2 separate regions of the Mus musculus genome follow, and region 2 is linked to region 1. A link is a loop called in an ENCODE intact Hi-C map of the cell type or tissue named here. Cell type or tissue: heart. All regions are shown on one strand. Each heading gives the region's core, and the rest is flanking DNA. Links, peaks and the distances in the headings are about the cores only.

Region 1 (8,319 bases), core at 77-8,076:
GCTTGGTCAGGCCTTGATCTGGGGAGGGGGCGGTCCAGTCCTACCAGAGGGGCAATCCTTTGTGGAGGAAAGGAAAGAGGAGGTATGGGGCTCTCATGGGCACTGAATGGCACTGGAAAGACCTTGGGGCAGTGGCTTATGGGATGGTACCCAGGCCCCATTCATTACCTGGTAGCCCAGGTTCTGGCCATTCTTCAGGGCTCCTCCCAGCGTACGGACTCGGTATTCTAGGATGGCCCTGGCGGCTTCTGGGTGGAACATCAAAATATTTGGGAACATCCAGATGTCCTAAGGGACGAACCATTTGAGGGTAAACAGGAGTCCATACCTTCTCCCTCCCTTACTCTTATGGACTGCCCACATTCAACCCTGCCAAGGCTTCCAACTGACGACACACAGCCAAGCAGGCAGCTGGGGGCTTCCTCCATCCCTACCCTCTGGCTCTCCCTTTTTCTCTCCCTGGATCCCTCATTTCATGCCCACTCACACCCACCTGGGGCCTCCCCAGCTTGCCCACTCCAGCGCTATCTTTCCAGCCTAGACAGCCCAGAGGTCTGGTCCTCAGCCGGGGCAGTATCAGGAGAAGCTCACGGGCACGAGCACTGGTTTGCATCACGCCTCTAGGGAGAGCTTGCTCTCCGGCTGCCTGACCTCAGCTTTCTTTGACTTCATCTGTCAAATGGGCCACTGTGCAGACTTCACAAGGTGTCAGACGTGGGAGTGGCCTCGAGCCTTCCCTCTCGCTATTCCCTCACGCAGTGGCCGCTGATCTCCATAGGCTACAACCTACAGTACTGCCTTCTCCAGCCCTTGCTTCCCCCGCACCCAGCTGCTCCTGACAGTCCCAAATCTTCCCAGACTGTATCTCTCCTTGTATCATTCTTCTACAGTCTCTATGGTTTTTCCAGTCCTTTTGTAAGCTCCAGGCTTGCACCTGGCTCACTCTGAGGCTCTGGTGTTCTTAGCCAGCTATGAGGCCCCTTCTCTGCTTTCAAATGTTGCAGACCCTCAGCCTTTGCGCCTTCTGTTTGCTCTAACCTGGACCACTCTTTTCTACCACATTCCTACACACCTTTCTTCTGAGAAACCAACCATCTCTTCCAGGAAGCCCTCCTATCTAGAGCTCCCATGTTTGGTCTTGATCTCAGGTAGTGCAAAGGCAATGCCCGGAATCTTTGCATGCAACTCCCCCTGTGTAACCAGTGCAGGGTAGGATGTACCTGATCCCAGAAGATATGGCCCCAGTAGCATTCCTCCTTACTCCCATTGGAGAGTCCTCCGGGGCTAAGCCCATGGCTGATGAATCCTTGAGTGCCAGGCTGGGGAAGCTCACTGAACAGGTAGTAGAGAGAGCCACGAAGGGCCTGGCGCAGGGCCAGGGGCCCAGCCACATCCAGGCCACAGCCTGCCCAGAGCCGGCCCCAGGAGTCTGCATGGATTGTATACAGAACACCCCTGGTCTGCAGCTGTAGGGCCTCAGCAAAGCAGTCCTGGGCTTCAGCCTGGCTGCTACCCACAACAGTCAGAAACTCCCAGGTCCTGTCCTTCTCCTCTTCCCCAAGGGTCAAGGCTGGGGGGACAGGCATCCATAGCATATGCACTTCCTGCTGTGGCTCTCCAGGCTGCTCAGGGTTAAGTACGTGGCCATGCAGGTACCTGCAAGGGCATAGCTGAGTCTTAAGAAAGGGCTCGCTCTGCTCTCTGGGCTACCTAGATTTACCCAGTGTGATTCTTACCGGAGTCCCTGGAAGTCAGGCCCCACACGCAGGTCCAGGTCTGGGCTTTCGGGGGAGAAGTCTGCCCGTAACGGCACTGTGATGGGTTTGTTCCCTGTGGTCAAGCGTGCAATGGACACACTGAAGACCAGGACATGGGGTAACACACGGTGAGCATAGATCCGCTGGGAAGCCCGGAAGCTGGGGCCTTCCAGGGTGTGGAGGAAGGAACCTAGGGAGGGTTGGGGAAAGGCAGACACACTCTCAGTACCACAGAGCACCATTACCTTCCTGGGCTGGGAGTGGGGTCCTTCAGACCTCAGGCTGCCTCTCCCCACTGTGTAGTGGGCCCACCCAGATGAAAAGAAAGCAAGAGCAACCACACAGGCCTCATTTTGGGAGGCGGCTTTTTCATGTTTTTTTTTTTCTTCTTCTTCTTCCTTAAATTAAAGGCTATGTGTTTACATATTTTTGTGATGCATCTTGATGTGTACTGGAGGCTGAGCTCCAACTCTCCGTCTTCCCGCCTCAACCTTCCCAGTACCAGTGCCAAGGTTACAGGCCTGAGGCACACATTGGTGGTTGTGGCCCCTTTCCCAGCTTCATGGACAAGTGAGGAGCAATAGGTTGGCACGGGTTGGTGACAGCTAACCTGTGTTGGTGTCCAGGGTAAAGGTCTCTGTCAGCTGTTCTGTCCCTGCAGGGGCCTCCAGCTGGACATTGAGGGGGCTGGGCAGACTGGCCCGGTGAGTGTCCCCGACAGCTCCATTGTACACACCGTTTATATGGATGGTGTCATGATACACACGTGTACCTAGGTATGAGTTCGTTACAGTGGCCCAGAGCCTGGGGTCACTGGGCAGACAACGGGCACTGAATATGGTCGGGTCATCTTCAGAGCCGTCCATGGAAAGCTGCCTCAGCCCAGACGGCCTGGAGGAGACAGTTAACAGTGACTAGCTGGACTTTCCTCCACACGCACACTCACAGTAAACCCTCAAACTTGGCCAATCCCCACAGGCGGTGAGGGGAGTCGGGGGCTAGCTGCGTAGCTACCCTAAGTAAGGGTTGCGGGCGCCAAGAACATTCTTAAATTAAGAAGACTGCCAGGAGCCCAAGTGAATCTGTAAACAAGTTCTCTCAGCACCCACCGCCGACCTCCCTCTTGTGAGCTCCTGAGCCAGCTTCCTTAAGTAAGAACTGCTGAGGTAGGAATCAGGGAGTTCTTCGCGGGCCCTAAATCCTCAGGGAGGGTGAGGCCGGACGGTGGAGGAAGAGGAACCCGGAGATTTGGAGAGGGACAGCAAGGAGAGGCGTTGGGATTGGGGAGGAGGGACCGGATGGGGTGGATGACGACGATGGGGTGGGGTGGGGCCGCAACTGGGGAGTAGCGGGACTTGCCCAGGAAATGGAAAGAGGAAGCCCGTGTAGGGGTGGGGTGCGGAGAGGGGGATCGATCGCGAGTTGTCGGGAAGAGAGACTAGGGAATAAAGGGACGAAAAAGAGTTCAGAGTACTCAGTGAAAGAGGGTGAGGGCGGGCTGGAGAAGAGTGTGGGCTGTTTTTGTAACTCACCGCTGCCCTCTCCACTCAGTGCGGGGATCCGGGTGTAAGAAGGCTCTGTGGGTGCGAGCTGCCCCTGGCGGTAGGAAGAAGAAGCGGCCCTGCCGCGTGGCAGGTGGGCGGGTCTGAGTTTAGGCGGGACCTGGGAAACTGTCATGGTTTTGGGGAAGAGACCACGCAATAGGACTAGGGGTTAGTTGAGCTTTGGCTCTAAGATGTATGCAAGGCTGGGACAGACCTGAGATACCACTCTACAGTGACGTTTAGTGACTAGAAAGGACCCTGGCTATTTAAGGAACAGGATGCTTGTAAGAAAAGCCTACCTCATGCAAACCTGAAAGAAGTGGGTGCTGTGTAAAAGTTCCACAGCCGAATGCTTTTCAGACTTTCCCCTTAGCTCACGGGACCTTTCCTATTTAGGGAAATTATTTCATTTTTATGTTTTATCCTATTTTTGAGTGGTTGGCCTGACTCTTGGTATGCAAACCCAGCTGTCCTCAAACTCACAGAGCTCCAACCTACTTCTGCCTCTTCAGTGTTAGGGTTAAAGACGTGCACACTACACTGAGCAGTATTTATTTATTTTGATTTAATTAAAATATAATTACACCATTTCCTCCTACTCCTCCCATGTATGTCCCACCCACATTCACAGGACCTCTTTTTTTGGGGGGGGGGGTTCCAGACAGGGTTTCTCTGTGTAGCCCTGGCTGTCCTGGAACTCACTCTGTAGACCAGGCTGTCCTCAAACTCAGAAATTCACCTGCCTCTACCTCCCAAGTGCTGGGATTAAAGGAGTGCGCCACCACTGCCAGGCACAGGACCTCTTTTTTTGGAAGAGTTTCTTTTTTCTTTTCTTCTTCTTTTTTTTAAATGTGTGCTTTTTATGTAAATGAGTGCTCTATCTGCACGTCCACTTCCATGTTAGAAGAGGGCATCAGAACTTATTGCAGATGATTGTAAGCCACCATGTGGTTGCTGGGATTTGAACTCAGGACCTTCAGAAGAACAGCCAGTGCTCTTAACCACTGAGCCATCTCTCCAACCCCTGGGACTCTTTTTAAACCATTGTTGTTACATATACATATAAGGAATAAATAGATAAACACCACCTGTGAGTCTGTTCAGTGTTGCATTTGAGTATATGTTTATGGGGTTGCATTTGAGTATATGTTTATGGGGCTGACCACTTGGTACTGGAACACCAATAGGAGGTGTAAACCAGAACAGGTGCCAGGTTGATGTTAAAGAGCCACATTGTTACACATTGTTATTAAGTCTCCTACAAGAATCCGTTTCTGTTTCTTAAGCCTGATGCATCCTGCAAACCTTGCTTTCCAACCTGTGCTGAACTTGTGACTCCATCATGTGTGCCTACCCCTTTGCCTTGCTAAACTCCCGAACCTGTGATACGACTATCCTTTTGCCTTATGAAAATGTCTTCCTAGATACCTTGATGACTCCCTTTCCACGTGATGTTTTCTTGCACTTATTTTTATTGCCTCCTTTCTAACAGCCAATTATCGCGACATCTGTTTTCTATCAGCCCTAACCTTTCTCCATAAAAGGAACCTCAAAAGCCAGTGAGGGGCTGCTCTCTGAAATCCTGACTTTAGGAGAGACAGCCAGCTGGCCAGTTGTAAATACAGCTTGCTTTAATCAGACACTCAGGAATTGTTTGTTTCCATCCCTACCACCCCTCCTCCTTCCCCAGGTCTAAAAGAGGCTCATCCCCGGGGAAGACTAATTCTCCCTCCTTCTGCAATAGTTAATTGATTGTAGCTCTTCATCTAGGGGAGGGGCCCCATGAGCTTTCCCTAGCTAGCTGGCTTCCACTAGGCTCCTCCCAGGGACCTAGCAAAGGCCAGCGCTGCTAGGTGATGGACTGCTCTCTTGCTCTCCCTCGCTCTCCCCCTCTCCCCTCTCCTCCCCCTCCCCCTCGGCTCCCGCTCCCTCTCTCCTTTCTGTCCCTCTCTGCGCCCACTGCCCCCTCCCCCATGGCTCTGCCCTGGTCTGTCTGCCTGTCCACTTGTCTGTCTTTACCCCTGCTCCGGGTCCTCACTCCTCTTCCTTTCCCCAGGAAACCTCTTTTACACCAGATCTGTTGCATGGCATAATTACACACGGGCATACCTTGGCATGGGCCCACTATATACCACCTCCTGGCATTATATATACTTCAGTTGTTGTTGAAAGTGTGCAGTCTTTAGGCATCTGTAATTGTTCAGATTTCCTGGGTGTAGCTTCCCCAACACAGCATGAATGCATAATTTCACAGAAGATAGCTTGGTCATCAGGCTCTTACAAGCCCCTCCCTGGCCCTGTTCCTTGATGTATCCTGAGCCTTAAGTGCAGGAGTTATGCTATAAATATATCCGTTGGGGCTGTCCATCCAGCAGTTACCCTCTGCATTTTGACAAGTTGTGGCTTTCCAAAATGTCCTCCTCTTGTCAGGTGCCAAGAAGTTCCATTTCCCAAAGTCTGGCACATAGACAAAAGCCAATATTCTTACAGTCCTTGCTTGCTAAAGGGAGGACTTACTTGGATAAAAGGGACCTCTGACTGTTCCATTAACATATGCTTGTGGTCCCTATTAGCATATTACAGTCTGTGCTAGCTTCTAGGGTCCCTCAGTTCCTACTCACAGAGTCCCAAAGTCACCTCAGCTCACAGGCTCCCCTCTTATAACTCTAGAGATATATGCCTCTCCCACCCCATTCTCTGCTTTCCCAAGCGATAGCCTTGGTTGTGTGGAATAAAGTTTCCCCTTTCAGCCCTGGGGCTTCACTGAGTCTCTTTACTGCACCCTCACATTTGATGAGGGGTGAGACCTGCTCTTACCTGGGTCTGTGCTACTTGTGGTAGTTATGGGGTTCCTGGTAGGAAGAGATTTCTGTTTTTTTTTTGTTTTTGTTTTTGTTTTTTTTCTGAGATTTTATTTTATGGGTATGAATGTATGGCTGCATGGATGTCTGTTCCCTATGTGTGTTCAGTACCCATGGAGGGCAGAAGAGGGCGCTGGATTCTCTGGGACTGGAGAAACAGGTGCTTGTTAGCCACACTGAAGATGCTGCGAATCAAACCCAAACCAAGATCTTCTGGAAGAGCAGCAAGTGCTCTTGCCTCTGGGTCATGTCTTTTGCCCGATTTTATTTTTGTTTATGTGCCACAGTGCTTCACTAGAGGTCAGAGTGATATAGGGGGAAATCAGGGTCCCTTTTTGGGGTTCTTTTTAATATTTTTTTAAAAGCTTTTTTTTTTTTCAGTTTTTCCAGACAGGGTTTCTCTGTATAGCCCTGGCTGTCCTGGAACTCACTTTGTAGACCAGGCTGGCCTCGAACTCAGAAATCCACCTGCCTCTGCCTCCCAAGTGCTGGGATTAAAGGCGTGAGCCACCACGCCCGGCTAAAATTTATTTCTATTTTATTTTATGTGTCTGAGTGTTTTGCCTGCATGTGCATCTGTGCACCACTTTCATGCCTGGTGCCTGCAGAGGCCGGAAGAGGGCGTTGAATCCTCTGGAATTGGAGTTACAGATGCTTGTGAGTCATCAGATGGGTTCTGGGAACTGAAGTTGGGTCCTCTGCCATTGTACCATGGACCCTTAACATCTGTGCCATCTCTCCAGTCCCGGATTTTGTGTTTCTTGGTCTCAGTAATAAAAGAATCTAAGAAGAGACAGAAATGGAAGCTCAAGGACACTTTTACTAGATTTTAAAAGAAAACCCCAGGTTAGGCCAGCGGCAAACCTCAGCAGCTATCCAAAGGAGGAGGTTGGAGAAGAGAAGGGGAGAAGCCATGCTGACAAGCAGCCATGTGGCAGGGGAGGAGGGAGGCTTTAGAGAAAGTCCAAATTTCGAAACCCAGAGTATTAAGGAAAACATAAAGAGAAGAAACTGGGCAGTGGTGGTGCACGCCTTTAATCCCAGCACTGGGGAGGCAGAGGCAGGTGAATCTTTGTGAGTTCGAGGCCAGCCTGGTCTACGGAGCAAGTTCCAGGACAGCTAGGACTACACAGAAAACAAACTGTGTCTCAAAAAACAAACAAAAAATAGAGGTAGAAGAAAGAAAAAAAAGTCACTATACTTTTCTCAATAATTTAGAAGATTGGGCTGACGTGGCTCTAAGCTATGGCACTGGGGACAGGGATTCTGTGGAGGAAGAGTACAGTATCCCATTACATGACTTATTTGTTCAGTCTCCTCGCTTAAGATGAGCCTGCTGCTGTCCCTGGGCCTGGCAGAAGAACAACACACACAACCAGAATACATGGTCTCCACCTCGGATGTAGATTCTATTCTCTTGGCCAGGAGGTTGTTATTCTAACAAGGGGACAACTTTCACGAGTCAGTTCTCTCCTTCCACTCTGTGGGTCCCGGGATCAAACTCGGAGGCACCAGTCTTGGTAGCAAGCTCCTTTACCCATTGAGCCAATTTGCTGTCCCCGTTTTTATTAAAAATTTGTACACTTATTTGTTGAGGTTTTGTCTTTTACTGTCTATTGTAATGCTAAGTGTGGTCTCCCAAAACCTGGAGTTTGCATGTAGCTCCTGGGACCCTGCCCCAAAGTGAATTCTGATTGGTGAATAAAGATGCAGACAGCCCATAGTTGGGGAGAAGAGATGTAGGTGGGGAGGAGGTTTTCTTGGGCTTAGAAAGAGTAGACCATGAGGAGGGGAGAAGAGAGAAAAGAAGGAAGCAGCCACAGAAGAAGAATACACAGGAGGGAGAGCCTGAGCTGCCATAGGCTAAAGGCCAAGAGATCTTGACCACATGGGCAAGCCAATTGGAGCTAAGAGCAGCTCAGATGGAACAATGAAACATAATAAGTGATAATTCGGGGTTATTGCTAGGAAGGCAGCATGAGGGTGGGCTGTCCAAGGATTATTTAAAAATATTGTGCTGCCCAAGGAATATTTAAAAATATAAAGGCTGTGTGTGTCTTTCATCTGGGAACATAAATGGTCAGAGGTGGGTAGAAACCCCACACGGGATTTTTAAATATTTTTACTATAGTTATTTATTTGTTGGCACTGTTTTTT
Region 2 (8,319 bases), core at 45-8,044, 530 kb before region 1:
ATACAGGATGCTATGGGAGAAGACTGGCACATGAGCAGGTGTAACTTCTAGGTGGGGAAAGGGTCACCTGGCTCCTCCCTGAGCATCTAGATACATATTTCAGAAATCTCCAGGCCATTTCCCTATGGCCTGGTGTCAGGTTTCAATCGCTGATTATGTAGATGTGCTCTGGTAACCCCTATCCACACGAATACCCAGAGGCAAGCTGGAGGTGGTTCCAAACCTATCCAGACTCTAGAGACCACATCCAGCCTCACTCTTCTCTTTACAGGGATGCCCTGGACGCTCTGGGCCTAAAGCGCTACTGCTGCCGCCGCATGCTGCTAGCACACGTGGACCTGATTGAGAAGCTGCTGAACTATGCACCCCTAGAGAAGTGACCGCTGGAGCCTGCCCTCCTCTGTCTCCTGCTGGCCACGGGCAGCCTGTCGTGCTATGTTCAAACTGAGCTATTGGGGATGTTGGTGTATTGCCTGGCTGTGGCCCTGTGGCTAAGTCCTGTTACCCTGGAAGGAACTGTTTAGTAAAGATGTTTGCAGAACCACCAACAGGTCTAACTTCCAAGGTGCTCCATGTCCATGTCTGTGCTGTCTCTGAGGCTACCTGGCCTGCCTCCAGTCTTTCCCCTAGGGCTGGTCTCCTTCCCCTTCATCTGACTGGGAGTCTCGTCCTGTGGAGGAGTACCCTGCTTCCGTTCCCCGGGGCCTTGACCACTTTGATCAACGAGGTAGCCCTACAGTAGTCTTGTACCACATTGCTTTAGGGCCTCTCCGCTTCCTGCCTGTGTTCAGGATGGGCATAATGGATGTGGGCACCACACCATCCACAGGTATGGATGGGCCCAAGCCTGGTGACAATATTCCTTTGGAATGCTGAGCGTGCTTGGAGGTCCCAATCCTTGTGCTAGGGTTATTATGCATTTGGGTATTTGGTCTGCTTATAAGTCTTTGTATCACTGTGTCCCCACAGAGGCCAGATCCCCTGAGAGTAAAGTTATAGAATGTATAAGCTGCCATCAGGTATTGGGAATCAAACCCAGATTTATTTACCTTTCATTTTCCAAGACAGGGTTTCTCTGTTTGGCCTTGACTATCCTGGAATTCAACTCTGCAGACCAGGCTGGCCTTGAACTAAAGAGATCAGTCTCTGCCTCCCGAGTGTTGAGTTTAAAGGACGGCTTGTGCCACCCAACCAAACCCAGATACTGTAGGAGTACGCCCAAGGCCACAGGCCTCACGAATTTCTTGGGTCCTAAAGCCCATCAGCTGTGTGAGCCTATCTGCTGCCCATGCCTGAGGATCTTGTTTCCAGAATCTTCCCAGGCCCGACAGCTAGGCAGCCCTGCCCCTTGACCCAATCCCCACAGCATGTAGTCCTAAGAAGCCTACTCTAGGCCAAAGGAGGTGGTGTAGTGCTTTAGCTCCTAGGCATCTGCATCAAGTACCCCGGGTTCTTTCTAGCACATTGATCCCTTTGAGAATTTTGGTGGGTTTTTTTGTTTTGTTTTTTGAGACCAGCTTTGGCTGGTTTGAAACTCACAACAGTCAGCCTGCCTTTACCTCTTGGATTCTGGGATTAAAGGTGTGTGTGGCATAGCATACCCACCCTACCCCACCCCTGGTTTTTTGTTGTTTTAAAGAAAAAGGCGGGCTGGTGAGATGGCTCAGTGGGTAAGAGCACCCAACTGCTCTTCCAAAGGTCCAGAGTTCAAATCCCAGCAACCACATGGTGGCTCACAACCATCCGCAACAAGATCCTCTTCTGGAGTGTCTGAAGACAGCAACAGTGTACTTACATATATTAATAAATAAATCTTTAAAAAAAAAAAAAAAAGAAAAAGGCTTTGCCTTAGGCTAGAGTCCAGAGAACCCATAGTGGCCTCCTCCAGCTGGCACAGAAGACTGTGGGGAACAAAATCAGCTTAGGACCTCTTCTCAGCTGCTTAGATGAGCTAAAGCCAGAGAAACAGGAGCCAGGGCATCCCCAACAGGCCCTGGTGCCTCCCTTGCCCTCTGACCCTAGCAAGGCCTACAGACTCTTCCTTGAGCATGGACAAGTCCAGGCCACAGTGGGCTGGGGGGATGTTCCAGCTACCAGTGCTCACCCTAACTGTAATTGCCATTGGGCTTCACCAACCTTGACTCTTGTGAGTACTCCAGCTACCCTGGACCATAAGGTCCTGTCAGCAAGCTGATTCGAGTGCTTATACATTTACATTTATTGAGCACCTGTTACATAGCAGGAGCATTTGTGGGCAGCATCTGGAATACAGCAGTGAGATGAAAACAGCCATGCTCCATTCAGAGATGCTCCAAAAGGAGACAGTGTACAGGAACATGGAGCATTTACATGATGCTATCAGTAGTGAGAAAAGGCCAGGGCTGAGCTGTTAGGAGCAAGAGGCCTGTGTGGAGAGGACAGAGCATCAAGTGTGGGGTTGGAGTTTCCCTCAGCTTACACCATTTGTTTGGGGCAAGCAGATCTGAGAGTTCCTGGTAGCAGGCATGAAGGGTGCCTAATCCAACCAGAAAGGCCCCACCTGCTTTTACCCAACGTGTAGTGGTGTACTCAGGTTCTCCCCAGACTTACTGCAGATCACAGCTACCCAAAGGGAAGCAGTCTGCATAAGAGGCACTTCTGTCAAATAATCTAAACCCTATTCTACTAGCCAGGCCTAGCCCAACACTGGCATTTGAACCCCCCACCCCCCCCCCCCTTCTTAATGCTGGGGCAAGTACGCTGCTTCGAGCTTTGGGACTTTGGTGTGCAGTGAAAGGCACTTGAAGGTGCATGCCCCTGAGGTGGCATGCCAGGGGGGGTCATGGCGATGGCATGAGGGTAGCTACCTCTGGCAGTCAGCAGTCTAAGTCAGTAGTGTTCAGTAGTGGGGCTGGGACATAGTGCAAGGCTGGCCGCCCAGCCTGGCATCATCGTGGTCAGTAGTGCAAGGCTGGCCGCCCGGCCTGACATCATCGTGGTCAGTAGTGTTCCAGCTTGAGGCTTCGGTACAAGCAGCAGGTGAAGATCATGCCGAAGACCTGCACACAGGCGATGCCAATGCCCACCGCCCCAATGACCCGCAGGTGCTCCTGAATGAAGGTCTCCAGCTTAGTGATACAGCCACCCTAGTGGGAGAGAAGGGTGGTGGGCCAGGCTGCCTGAAGACCAGTCCGGCCTAGCCCCGCCCCTTGCTGAGAACCCACCTACCTCCACTTTATAGATGTTGGAGGCATGGTCCCGCTTACCACAGCCAGCTACCATAGTCTTACAGCAGCTGTCAGGAACCACGCGGCTGTCTGCCTCACCAGAGCGGATCCACTCGCTGTCTTGCCAGTCTTGAGAGTTGTTGCTGCCACAACAGTGGAACTACAAGGGGCACATGGCTGAGCCTCAGCGCTTGCCGGCACACGGCACCATGCCGAGAGGGCGGGCAGTTCTAGGGGCACCCACCTCTTGCTGCAGCTTGTCGACAGCGCTGCTCACACCCTCGTGGCCTGACTGGTGGTATCTCTTGACCATGGTGTCCTTCAGATTCTCCTTGAGCTCTGTGTTCAGCTGTGGGTAGGATCAAACTCTGGGCAAAGGCAAAGCTGGAGCCAGGACCTCCAATGGGACTGACAGGGCCATGTTCTAGGCACACCCCATGGCCTGTCCAGGCCCTTACCTGCTGATAATAGACATAGGCCAGGATGCCAGCAATGATCTCCAGGAGGAAGATGATGAGGAGCAGGATGAAGTACTAGGGAGCAGGGACCCAGTAAGTGGGGGGTTGCTAGTGCCAGAGTACCACAAAGCCAAGCCCCCAACCCAGGAGGCCAAGCAAGAGGAATTCAGTTAGGAGCTACACTCTGGGGCTGCCTAGCTCCTTCATAGTTCTGAAGCTCGTGTCTGCCCCAACAGGGACAGCCTGCAGTAATACACTCAACCAGTTAAGTCCCCAGAACCAGTACCAGAGGCCCCCTGAGAAATCCATGCAAGGCACCCCTAGCCCCACCGTGTGCCACCATGCCCCACTGACCAAGCGTAACAGGTTCCGTCGCTCCTTGAAAGTGGCACAGCAGCCCAGGACTCCAGTCACCATGACAACAACACCAGCCACCACTAAGATGTAGGCCGTGGCTAGGTAAGTGCTTGAGGCCAGCAGACTAATGTAGTCACTCTTGAGGGCCAGTGTCCAGATGCCCACTGCCATGACAGCCAGGCCGGCCAGCTGCAGAAAGTATATACTGGTCACCACATCTGGCCTGGGTCTGGAAGCTGGGACTGAGCCCCCCAGGCCAGGCCTCCAACATGGGGACTAGGGATGCAGGGAGAAATTAGCTCTTCTCACCCAGAAGCAGCAGTTGTAGGTAAAGAGCAGGTACTTGAGGCAGACTGTGCCACATGTTGCCTTCTTCTCATTGAATTCACCCATCCTGGGCCTAGAGGAACGGGGAGGAGGTCAGATGGCCTGAAGCACCAGGCCTCCAAGTAGGAAGAAAGCTATCTACCAACGGAGACAGGAGGAGATCCAGCAGTCCCCGGATGATTGCAGTTTGGAGCTCAGCCAGCTATCTGCCCTCAGAGGAGCATTCCCAGGAACCTTATGAGTCACTTCCTGAACTAACCTCCTCACAGCCAGACACATGGTGGGTTATCATGGAGGACCCCCCAACATCTGCTGACTCACTCCTGCTGGCAACAGGGGGGGAAGCACCAGCAGACCTTCAGGGTACATTCCTGTTGATCGGCACCCCCAAGCATTCCCTGAGTCCCACAATCAGGCTGCTAGGTACTTACCACTCATACCCGTTCCCAGATATGGCAGAGAGCTCAGGCCACCCTAAGGGACAGTTTGTGAGGACTCTGAGCTGACTCTACTACCAGCCAGGGCAGAGACAATAAGATGCCGGTAGGTGGAGCCTGTACAACCAGCTCTCCTCCCGACTGTAGGGGGAGGTCCCAGTTCCACATATGTGAATGTGCCACTCCTCCAGGAGTCCCCTAGTCACACCCTGCCCTAGACACACTATTGTCTGACTGAGGACAGTGTACAGACCTCGGCTGACGCAGGTCAGATTCCCAGACACACACCTAAGCAGAACTGTTAGCCAGGGGCCTTGAGGCTCTGCCCAGGCACCAGCTCTCACCTCTCAAGTCAGGACCAGCAGGTACAGGTCAAAAGTCACTCTCTGCCCTTCACCTAGCAGGTGGGATCTTGCCACTCCAACTACAGAAGCTTAAGCAGTGGTCAAAATGGTTCTCAGAGCCACCAGATCTGCAAGGAAGCATAACAGGCAGGCCTGCTGTTTTCTACTGGACGGCGGCAGGCCAAAGAACATGGCTGACCTGCCTGATCTAGGGAGGGACCAAATGCCTTCTCCAAGTGCCCCACCTTCCAGTCCCATCCATCACAGTCCCTCCCCCACCAAACAGCAGCGACCGCAAACTGAAGGAGGATGCATCGACTGTCCATTTTGGAAAGTGGGAGAGATTTCAGAGCTCTATTTGGAGATGGGACCCAAAAATGCATGCTGCCTCACTGAAAGCGGGCAATGACATAAAGAAGCCTGGCCACAATGCAAACCCCCGGGGCCAGGCTCTAAAAGCCCAGAATCTATGGGCTTTTAGACACATCCATCAACCTAAGCCAAGAGACAATCAGCAGACTGGATGTAAATTCTCTGTGAAAGTGCCGGTGTGAGAGCCTGGACCAGCCAGAAATAGCTCCTGCGGCCTGGACACAACCGCCCTACACTTAGCTCCTGGACCTGTCCTGGGCCTTCGGCACCCGCCCCACCGACCCGATTAAACACTGAAGTGGGCTGGGCGAGGAATCCCCGCGTCACAGAGATGAAGTCACCACCGCCCCTGCCGCCCTCCCCCGCCCCGTGCCAGTGGGCGGACCTGCGGTCTCAGGGGAGGGAACCGGTGTCCAGGGACAATGAATAGGGTGGTCAGACTTTTAAATTTCTGGGTTTCTGCACGAAAGAGACCGTCAGGCCTGCTCAAGAACCACAGAAGCTCTCTCCCTCACCCCTCCCCCTCCGGCCTTCTAACTGCCCGGCCCCGGCGTCGATCTTCCGGAAAGGAGTCTGCAACCCTGTCCTACCTCAGGCTCTGCCTCCTGGGCGTCCCTGAGGCCAGCTTGGAGACTAGGAACACCAGTGAGCGAGGAACTCAGGACACTGCTCCCCACACCCTCCGGCTATGCTTCACGGAGCACTCACCAACCACGCTTTGAAATACCAGCCCCGGCAGCCACGGTAGGAGCGATCACTCGGAGTACAGAGAACGCTCGGCCCGGGGCCTGCGAGGACACGCCCTGCGCGCGACCCCGCCCCGGGCGCAGCCCCGCCCACGGCCGGCCTGGGCAGGCAAGTCCTAACTGGTTTGGTGCTAAGGCGCGCGCCAGAGAGACCTGTGGGTCTGTAAAGTTAGTTTAAAGGTGCCCCGTTTGTCATCAAAAGCCCCAACTCGCCCAGAGACAGAGGAGCTAGACCAGAGGTAGAACCCAGGTGGGGAGCGAAGAGGTGGGGAAGGTGGCACCTAGCCCACCAGAGGTCCAGAACTGAGGTCAAGACCAGTTTCTCTAGTCTAAGCCGGGAGAACCACTCTAAAGCTGCAGGTTCTAGCGGCTGAAGAAATGCTAGAGGGGAAACTCCAGATACAGTGTGGAGGGTGCCAGAAGATTCCATAGAGACATGAGGGCCCTGCGAGAGGTGCCCAGTGTGGGTGGCATATGGTCTGGCTAGGAACTGTGCCAAAGGATGATGGATAAAGGACCTGGACCAGAAAGCTAGCTGACCACGGAGGTGAGGAGCGGGACCTTCCACGTGTGGACTAGCGTGGGAGCGGACACCTGTTGAAACCTGAGTCCTGGGAGCTTCAGCTGGGAGGAATGGGTGAGGGCTTGGTGAATATCCAGAATCACAGAACACACACAAGCACACAGGAACCCCCAGCTGCAGGAACGAAGGGGTTAATGTGCACCTGTAAACCCCTCCATGTCACCTTGTGCCATGGATACCAAGCATGAACCACAAATGCACCGTGGCTCCCAAACACACAAGAGCCAAGGAGTACACAGTATACAATGGCCTTTATTGGTCCTTCAGACAAAGATTAAGGAAGACAGGATAGCCGGGCGTGGTGGCACACGCGCCTTTAATCCCAGCACTCGGGAGGCAGAGGCAGGCGGATTTCTGAGTTCGAGGACAGCCTGGTCTACAGAATGAGTTCCAGGACAGCCAGGGCTACACAGAGAAACCCTGTCTCGAAACCCCCCCCCCCAAAAAAAAGGAAGACAGGATAAAGACTGAAGGACTGAAGGCCTTGACTACTCTGAGGTTAGCTCCTTCAGGCATGGGATGCCTTCTGGGTAGAGCCACACACTTAGCAAGTATCCGCCACCAAGACCAGTCCCTCCTAGGGGCAGTCCTCTGGATAGGGAAGTGAGTCACTCGGGGCTGGTCATCGGGCACTAGGAAGATGGCCAGAGCCTCGTCTGGGGGGCCGAGCCCAGCCACAGCAGCAGCAGCAGTAGATGGGTCCGGGCTTGTGGGCAATAGCTAGAGCCTTCCTGTGGCTACTGCCCAGCAGCTTGGTCTCACAGGCATCTCTCTCATCTCGAAGCCTCAGATTCAGCTCCCTAGAAAAGAGAGGTAGGAGACCGAGGAGGCTAAGATCTAGAGGAAAAAGTGCATGGGGGAGATGCCTTCCCTGAGTCAAGAGGACTACAGAGCCAGCCGCATGAAGGCTATAGGGCAGACATAAGGACTTCCAGCAACATGGGTAGGAGCCAATACTATCTGGAAACTTGAAACCACTTCCCATTAGCCCAGGCAGGCCTGACCCACCTCAGCAGCTCCAGCTGCCTTAGGAGGCTGAGTTTCTCTTTCTGCATATTCCTGGAGACAGCAACCACATCTCTGTGGACAGGAAGGCTGTGATCCAGATGTGGGTTGGGGGGACAGACCCTTCTACCCTCACCACAGGCACTTCACCACACCTTTGGGTTTGCTCCTGCCGACCCTGTGCTTCGCCCTCCAGTCGACTGAGCTGCTCTTGGGCCTGGTCCAGCTGTGCCCGTATGGCCTCATAGGCCCTCTGCAGCTGGATGTGCTGGGCCTGTGCCTCTAGCTGTTCTGCAGCCCGGGCCTGCAGCTGCTGTTCCAGCTGGGGAATGGTGGAATGCTGGTTGGCATGCCACACCCCTCTGGTCCCAAGCTGACCCCTCACCCCTGTGGCTCCTGGTTGAGGACCCCAAGGCACAGATAAACCCGCCCGCCCCCCCCCCCCCCCATGCGAGGACACCAACTTGAACTCAATACGGCTTAC

The links. A loop is a pair of places that touch in the nucleus more often than their neighbours do. Peaks named below come from ENCODE experiments on the same cell type or tissue, not always from the same donor. Only the 100,000 strongest peaks of a DNase experiment are listed, where the experiment ranks them.
Region 2: it touches region 1 in a loop (2.6-fold over the local background); 1 of 42 quality-filtered maps calls a loop at or near these places.

The regions. Positions count from the first base shown.
Region 1 is chr7:140,936,614-140,944,932 of GRCm38, reverse strand. It overlaps Pgghg (protein glucosylgalactosylhydroxylysine glucosidase), which reads right to left and starts at 3,542. Exons shown (of 14, transcript NM_145387.5): 1 at 3,290-3,542; 2 at 2,368-2,648; 3 at 1,737-1,947; 4 at 1,221-1,656; 5 at 169-288. The coding sequence starts at 2,623. In heart, for the core only: CTCF peaks have their summits at 3,363 and 6,284 (motif pointing right); DNase peaks (open chromatin) are centred at 1,392, 2,362, 3,052, 5,082 and 1 weaker place; H3K4me3 peaks cover 1,931 bases; H3K27ac peaks cover 2,881 bases; H3K27me3 peaks cover 664 bases.
Region 2 is chr7:141,465,357-141,473,675 of GRCm38, reverse strand. It overlaps Cracr2b (calcium release activated channel regulator 2B), which reads right to left. Exons shown (of 10, transcript NM_001025103.2): 8 at 7,991-8,157; 9 at 7,839-7,910; 10 at 7,074-7,630. The coding sequence ends at 7,453. Cd151 (CD151 antigen) reads right to left here and starts at 6,314. Exons shown (of 8, transcript NM_001111049.1): 1 at 6,210-6,314; 2 at 5,130-5,257; 3 at 4,331-4,421; 4 at 4,019-4,210; 5 at 3,665-3,739; 6 at 3,451-3,555; 7 at 3,208-3,366; 8 at 2,195-3,125. The coding sequence starts at 4,414. The coding sequence ends at 2,979. It overlaps Polr2l (polymerase (RNA) II (DNA directed) polypeptide L), which reads left to right. Exons shown (of 2, transcript NM_025593.1): 2 at 272-1,816. The coding sequence ends at 380. It overlaps Gm10575 (predicted gene 10575), which reads left to right and starts at 5,905. Exons shown (of 2, transcript NR_152219.1): 1 at 5,905-6,794. In heart, for the core only: a CTCF peak has its summit at 4,894; DNase peaks (open chromatin) are centred at 4,595, 4,935, 5,855, 6,305 and 5 weaker places; H3K4me3 peaks cover 3,397 bases; H3K27ac peaks cover 4,445 bases; H3K27me3 peaks cover 747 bases.